Regions from separate parts of the Homo sapiens genome. Here region 2 is linked to region 1. The links are chromatin contacts, found by Hi-C or POLR2A ChIA-PET in ENCODE. All regions are on one chromosome and are shown on one strand. The core of a region is the stretch at or near the end of the contact, and the rest is flanking DNA. Distances in the headings are between cores, read along the strand shown.

Evidence for each region. Hi-C counts contacts between places; a loop is a spot of excess contacts on that map. ChIA-PET counts read pairs that join two places held with the same protein, here RNA polymerase II (POLR2A). Pooled maps may share reads with other maps.
Region 2: a map with no recorded cell type shows a loop between it and region 1 (5-fold over the local background). The contact joins two enhancer-like sites. A Hi-C loop is called at or near these places in 1 of 168 maps with a recorded cell type or tissue (HepG2), 11 of 37 single-sample maps with no recorded cell type and 3 of 50 pooled maps. POLR2A ChIA-PET finds 5 or more read pairs at or near these places in 1 of 52 experiments (activated B cell).

The regions. Positions count from the first base shown.
Region 1 is chr16:19,208,661-19,212,505 of GRCh38, reverse strand. The region is part of intron 5 of SYT17 (synaptotagmin 17); the gene reads right to left. Among named protein-coding and RNA genes, the nearest start is that of SYT17, 42 kb to the right of the region's middle. Within about 2 kb of position 1,450, at least 7 of the 41 ENCODE cell types and tissues checked have a DNase peak (open chromatin) inside an H3K27ac peak, as active enhancers do.
Region 2 is chr16:19,129,550-19,133,467 of GRCh38, reverse strand. The region is part of intron 1 of LOC124903657 (a long non-coding RNA gene); the gene reads right to left. Among named protein-coding and RNA genes, the nearest start is that of ITPRIPL2, 18 kb to the right of the region's middle. RefSeq lists enhancers at 2,307-2,601, 2,524-2,603. Within about 2 kb of position 2,264, at least 24 of the 41 ENCODE cell types and tissues checked have a DNase peak (open chromatin) inside an H3K27ac peak, as active enhancers do.

The sequences.
Region 1 (3,845 bases), core at 201-2,700:
GAGATTACAGGCATGAGCCCCCATGCCCAGCTAATTTTTGTATTTTTAGTAGAGATAGGGTTTTACCATGCTGGCCAGGCTGGTCTCGAACTCCTGACCTCAAGTGATCTGCCCACCTTGGCCTCCCAAAGTGCTGGGATGACATGTGTGAGCCACCATACCCGGCCTCACTTCCCTGTTTAAAACCCTCCATCTCTCAAAATAAAATTCAAAGTGCTTAGCCTGGTCAACAACAGGGTTTGTCAACCTCAGCACTATTGCCACTTTGGGCTGGAGCATTCTGTGTTGTGGGAGCTGTCCTGTGCGCTACAGGAAGTTTAGCAGCATCTCTGGCCTCTACACACTGGATGCCAGCGGCATCACCCCTCTCCCCAGTGGTAAAGTCTCAGAATGTCTCCAGACATCGTCAAATGTCCACTGAGGGCAAAAATCACCCAGTTGAGAACTAATGGTCTCTAAAATAATTTATCTACGGGATCGAAATGATTTGATCCAAATGATTTGATTCCTGCCTACCTCTGAGACTTCACTCACCAACCGCCTCTGCCTTCTTTCTATTCTTTAAAAATACAAGATCATTGGCCAGGCACGGTGGCTCACACCTGTAATCCCAGCATTTTGGGAGGCTGAGGCGGGCGGATCACGAGGTCAGGAGATCGAGACCATCCTGGCTAACACAGTGAAACCGAGTCTCTACTAAAAATACAAAAATATTAGCCGGGCTTGGTGGCGGGCGCCTGTAGTCCCAGCTACTTGGGAGGCTGAGGCAGGGGAATGCCGTGAACCCGGGAGGTGGAGCGGAGCTTGCAGTGAGCTGAGATCCCGCCACTGCACTCCAGCCTCGGCGACAGAGCGAGACTCTGTCTCAAAAAAAAAAAAAATACAAGATCGTACCTGCCCCAAGGCTTGAACTTGCTATTCCCTGGGAATCTCAACTCAACAGTCACCTCCTCATCTAAGCTTCCCATTAACACTCAGTTGAAAACACCCCTCTGCCTCCATCATTTCCCATCACACCACCTTGTCATTTCCTTCACGGTACTTGGTCCTTACCTTTTTCTCCATAAAGGCAAAGAAAGTGCCCATGTGTCCACTACTATATTCACAGCACCAGAAACAAATCCAAGATCAAGCAGTGCAGCCCCCAACACAGAGGCTGAGCTGCTGCCACACCACGGGCCGAGAGGGGTTGTCAGCACGATGTTCCACCCCCTGTCCTATCCAACCCCCACAGAATCGAAGCCAAGACAGGAGAAGGAACTGGGTGACAGGCCCACTTCTACCTCGTCCCTTGTGGAAGCGATGTCACAAATAAACAGGCCTCATTTCCTTTCTTGTAAGAGCCCGATGCGCTTAATTTGGTCGAACCACGTGGGGTGGGCTAGGGAGAACCAAAATAGACAATCTGTAAATTACTCAGATGAATCCAGCAGCCGGCTTGGGCAAATGTGGCTCAGCTCTCTCCTCTCTACCCAGACAAAAATTCTCTCTCCCGGCAGCCTTTCAACACAGTTAATTTCTAATCAATAAAAAGGAAATCAAAGAAAATCATCTGGGACAAAAGACATTTTCTGGAGATAGCAAGAGCCCAGCTCTCCTCCTGACAGGTTTGCTTTGAACTCCTTCTCTATGGTCCTTTCGCTCTCTCTCACCTAGCAAAGGGTTTCAAATGTGCGCACACAAATTTTAGTGAAGCCCAAACACAGCTGCTCTGCGCCCCCTTATGCCTTTGCTCTCACCGGTTGGATAAAGTCTATTGTCTCTTAATCTGCTGCACAAACAACATTAAAATAGAAATGGATTTTTTAAAAAGCAAACTCCAACCGCAATGCCAGTGCTTTACACATTTCATCAAATGCTTTCACTTCCTTTTCTTTCTTCTTCTTTCTTCTCTTCACTTTTTTTCCCAGTCTTTGTCAATACCTCAACCCTGTATTTGCATAGCTGCATTGACAATACAGTCACATTCTGAAATACCCTTTAAGAAAAAAAAAGGGTATTTAAAAAAAAAAAATACCCTTTAAAAAAAAATACCCTTTTAAAAAAAAATACCCTTAGATCAGAGGGGAGAGGATAAAGAGAAGTGGGTTAAAGGGTACAAACATACAGTTAGTGAGAAGGAAAAAATTCAATGTTTGGGGCTGGGCACGGTGACTCACGCTTGTAATCCAAGCACTTCGGGAGGCCAAGGTGGCAGGATCACTTGAAGCCGGGAGTTCAGGACTCCTGCCTCAAGCAAGACTCCGTCTCAATTAAAAAATAATAATAATAAATGTTTGATAGTAGAGTAGTGTTACTATATTTAACAAAAATGTATTGTACCAGAATGATAGAAGCCCTAAATACTATGACTTTATCACTATATATTACATATGTAACAAAATTTCATGTGTACCTCATAAATTTGTACTAATAAAAATAAAATAATAAAATATAATAAAACTAAAAGAATTACACACACATTTTCCATGTGACTATCTAGACATTATAAGTGTCATTATAAATGTTCACATACAACATTCCATTAGGCTGAAATACTGTAACTTATATTAACCATTTTCCTATTGCTAGATACTTAGGGTTTTTTGTTGTTGTTGTTGTTGTTTTTGTTTTGTTTTGTTTTGTTTTGAGACAGAGTCTTGCTCTGTCTCCCAGGCTGGAGTGCAGTGGCACGATCTCAGCTCACTGCAAGTTCCGCCTCCCGGGTTCACGCCATTCTCCTACCTCAGCCTCCCGAGTAGCTGGGACTACAGGCGCCCACCACCACGCCCGGCTAATTTTTTTTTTTTTGTATTTTTTAGTAAAGACAGGGTTTCACCATGTTAGCCAGGATGGTCTCGATCTCCTGACCTTGTGATCCGCCCACCTCGGTCTCCCAAAGTGCTGGGATTACAGGCGTGAGCCACCGCGCCCAGCCGAAATGTTGACTTTCTATGTGAGTGCAATGCCCTTCCTCCATAAGCCCCCAGTGAGGCTGACAAGCTGCATTTCACACTGGATTATATTGGTCTGTTATTGTCAGGCTTTTCATTAGTCTCATCTGATGGGTATCTTGTGGGTTTAATCTGGGTTTCCCTGACTGCTAAAGAGGTGAGCACCTTGTTGTGTTATCAGCTACTTATGCTTTCTCATCTATGAAAACCCTGCTCATTTCTTTTTGATCATTGTGTATTTGTCTTTCTCTTATTAATTTCTAGAAGGGCCTTTAAGTATTATGGATACTATTATTCAGCAATTACATGTTTTTATGGGTTGAATTATTTCCCTCCCCAAAATTCATATTTAATTTCCAACCCCCAGGATCTCTGAATGTGACCTTATTTAGAAATAATGTCCTGGCAGGGTGCAGTGGCTCGCGCCTGTAATCCCATCACTTTAAGAGGCTGAGGCAGGCAGATCACTTGAGGTCAGAAGTTCGAGACCAGCCTGACCAACATGGTGAAACTCCATCTCTACTAAAAATACAAAAAATTAGGCAGGTGTGGTGGTGGGTGTCTGTAATCCCAGCTCCCTTGAACCCGAAAGGCAGAGATTGCAGTGAGCCAAGATCGTACCACTGCACTCCAGCCTGGGTGACAGCGCGAGACTCTGTCTCAAAAAAAAAAAAAAAAAAAAAAAAAAGAAGGTCCTTGTAGAAGTGATTAAATAAGATAAGGTTATACTGGAGTAGGGTAGGCCTTAATCCAATGACTGATGTCCTGATGAAAAGAGGACATTTAGACATGCACACAGGGAGAATACCACGTGAAGATGAAGGCAGAGATCTATAAGCCAATAGACACCAAATATTGCCAGCCAACCACCAGACACTGTGACAGAGGCCTGGTACAGATAATAGCTTTGCC
Region 2 (3,918 bases), core at 1,015-3,514, 80 kb after region 1:
TAAAAATACAAAAATTAGCCAGGCATGATGGCACACGTCTGTAATCCCAGCTACTCAGGAGGCTGAGGCAGGAGAATGGCTTGAACCCGCGAGACAGAGGTCGCAGTGAGCCAAGATCTTGCCATTGCACTCCAACCTGGGCAACAGAGCGAGACTCCATCAAAAAAAAAAAAACAACAACAACAAAACAGAAATGTATTCCTCACAGTTCTAAAGGCCGGGAGGTCCAAGATCAATGTGCCGGTAGATTTGTTGTCTGCGGAGGGCCCACTTCCTGTTTCACAGATGGTGCCTTCTCGCTGTGTCCTCACGTGGCAGAAGGGGTGAGGGAGCTCTCTGATGCCTCTTACAGAAGGCCACTAATCCCTTCATGAGAACTCTTCCCCCATGACCTAATCACCTTTCAAGAGCGCCTTGTATCCTCACATTGGCGATTAGGTTTCAGCACATGCATTTATGAGGGACACATAAGTCCATGGCAGCAGTGTTAAGGAGTAAACAGCCCGGGCGCAGTGACTCACGCATGTAATCCCAGCATTTTAGGAGGCCAAGGCGGGTGGATCACCTGAGGTCAGGAGTTTAAGACCAGCCTGGCCTACGTGACAAAACCCCGTCTCTACTAAAAATACAAAACTTAGCCAGGCGTGGTGGGGGGGCCTGTAATCCCAGCTACTTGGGAGGCTGGGGCAGGAGAATTGCTTGAACCTGGGAGGCGGAGGTTGCAGTGAGCTGAGATCACGCCATTGCACTCCAGCCTGGGCGGCAAAGTGAGACTCCATCTCAAAAAATAAAAAAAGAAGAAAGAGTAAACAAATTGTCTTGCAGGAGGTACCGTGAGGTGGCAAAGATACTCCCCAAGGGCTGGAGTTGGGGAAACCCAGCACTAAGAACCAGCTCTGAAGTCACATGACCCTGAACTTCTTTCCTGGAGCTCCTGCTTGTTGGCTGTATGACCTTAGGCAAGTCACTCAACCTTTCAGAACCTCATTTCCTCAATTGTATACTGAGGATTCTAAATACTCCAGCCTCCAGCCTCCAAACATCACATCAGCCTTGTGAGGAAGAGCACATGGCTCTGGCACAAGATCACTGGGACATCAGTTCTGGCTCTGCTGTTTCCTGGCTGTGTGACCTTGGGGAAATTACTTTACCTCTCTGAGCCTGCTTCATCTTCTGTAAGAAGAGCATTAGGGTACCTAACTCCTAGGATGGTCACAAGGATTCAATGAGTTAATTTCATCTTTTGAGTGGTGTCTGGTAGTAGTGAATGTTCAATCAAAATCATTATTATTAGTCACCCCAAGGATGGCTCTGATACAAGCTGAACTGGTCCCTTCCAGGGGCTTTGATCATGGGCACTACCCAGCTCCAGGCTAAGGCTGATGTCAGATTGCTACATTGGAAGTCCACATCCTGCCATTGTCCCCAACACCCACTGTCTCAAGGCAGGCAGATGAGGTCATGGGAATTGATGTTTTTGTCCTGAAGGGATAGGCAGGGGTGGATGGGCAACCCCTCTCTCCCACTCCTGATTGCTAAGTGGGGAAGCTTTGGCCTGAGTTTCTAGGGGTGTCCAAAGATCTTTACTTCTTTCCTAGACATTTCTGTATACTTGAACTTTTTACAGTGAGCATATATCACTTCTATGATAAACAAACAAACAAACAAGAAAGCCATTTTCATTCTTGCAAAACCAATCCAGGCCTGGCTCACACCCTTCTAGATTCCCAGAGTCACTTTCTGACCTATCTGGGTCACTTGTTCCTTGGCCTGACTCTCTCTAAACACAGAGCCGCTGTGTTCCAATAAAATTTATTTACACGAAGAGGCTGCAGGCAGGATTTGGTCCATGGTCCACAGTTTGCCCTGACCTAGGATACTGTCTGGAACACAGTAAGTGCTATACAAGTGTTAGCTATGAGTGAATGTGTGTGACTCACAAGCATGTATATCTATGCGTGCATGTGTGCACATGTGTATCTATATGGGAATCATGCCTCTGAATGTGTATTGTGTCTGTGTGGGGGATCTGTTTAGTCCTTCTATAAAAACAAAACAACATGCTCGTACCAGCCAACATTTCAACGCAGCTACCCCAAGACTTCCTGCTTCTATTCTGGTGAGAAAGGGAAGCTTCGGGCGCCAACCCCCAGTGGCCTAATGGAAAGGGAAGCTTCGGGAAAAGCCAAGAGAAGAAAGAGCTGGTGTGTCTCTGTCATTTTCATCTGGGTTAAGATTGGAGGGAAGTCATCATTGGTGATTGTGCTACTGTAGGGCCGGCAGCCCACGCCTTCCCATCTGCTGAAAGGATGAAGTCAGTCCTCTGGGGGAAAAGGGGGTGGAGAGGGGACTCTGTAAAAATGAAAAAGGAAGCTTTTTAGGAGCTTTGAAGGAGGGGTTGGGGTAGAGGGAGAATGATTCCCTGCTCTTGTGGTGGGTGGCTTTTCCAGGCAGCTTGTAAACATCTGCTTGCTTGTTTCATTTTGATCTCCTGCTGTGGGACTTCTGAGGGGCTACTTCCTGTATGACTAACTTCCTTGGCTGGCTTTGCAAGGGCCAAGGAAATGCAGTGAGCGTTAATTTTGGAGTCAGCAGATGAGGGTTCAAATCCCTGTTTGCACTTCCTTGTTAAATGCCCTGGGGGCATATGATCTCGTCCCTCTGAGCCTCAGTTTCCACCTCTGTACATTGGGGCTCCTATTATAATAGTATTACCTCCTAGGACTATTGCAATGATCAAAGGAGAACTGTGTGTGTCCAGCATTTGTCACAGAGCTTCACTCTGTAAGTGCTCCCGAAGGTGACACCCTGAAACAGACCCCCATGGGCTAGTGTGCTGAGCTTCAAGATTTCAGAGAAGCCTTCCCTAATTCCCCCATGCTGCACTAGGTCCCTTTGACTCACAGTGTCATAAAAACTGGTTTCTTTCCTTCAAAGCATTTACCTCTGTTAGTTTCGTTTTTTGTTTGTTTGTTTTTTGAGACAGGGTCTCACCACTCTGTCACTCAGGCTGAAGTGCACGATCACGGCTCACTGCAGCCTCGACCTCCCCGGGTCGGGCAATTCTCCCCCCTCAGCCTCCCAAGTAGTTGCAACTACAGGTGTGTGCCACCATGCCCGGCTAATTTTTATGTTCCTTATAGAATGGGGTTTTGCCATGTTGTCCAGGCTGGTCTTGAACTCTTGGGCTCAAGTGATCCACCCACCTTGGCCTCCAAAGAAGTAGGATTACAGGCATGAGCCACTATGCCTGGCCCTCTGTTAGTTATTTAGTGCTCACTGGCGTGCTTATTGGCAAGTGGCTGCCTCTTCCAGCAGACTGTAAACTGCAGGCCAATAAGATGGTGTTTGCTCTGCTAACCACTCTATTATCCCCTGTGCCAGCACAGGGCCTGGCACATAGTTAGCATTCAATCATTATTCAGTAGGGTCCCAATGGGGTCTTCCAAAATGGGGTTATGATAGGCACTCTCTTCAGCATCCTGGTGTTACCCTGGCAAATCCATACGGGTCTGCCACAACCTCAATTCCTGCCTCCTCAAGAGAAAGAATTCAGCTGAGGGGCAGAAGGCAGAAGGAGAGACAGGCGAGTTTCAGAGCAGGAGTGAAAGTTTCTTAAAAAGCTTTAGAGCAGGAATTAAAGGAAGGCGAGTACCCTTGGAGCAGGGCCAAGTGCATGAAACCCTACAAGACAGAGATCGTGGCAATAGTCCTAGGAGGTGATACTTAACCTCTCAAGTGTCCCATTTGACCTTTGACAGAGGGTTTTATATGTTGGCCTACTTCCAGGGTCTCGCATCCCTTCTCCCCTGATCCTTCCCTTGGAGTGGGCTATCCGTATGTGCAGTGGCCTGCTAACATTTGTGGGGGTGGCAGTGGAATGTGCAGTGTGCTTACTGGAGTTATATGAGGTGTTCT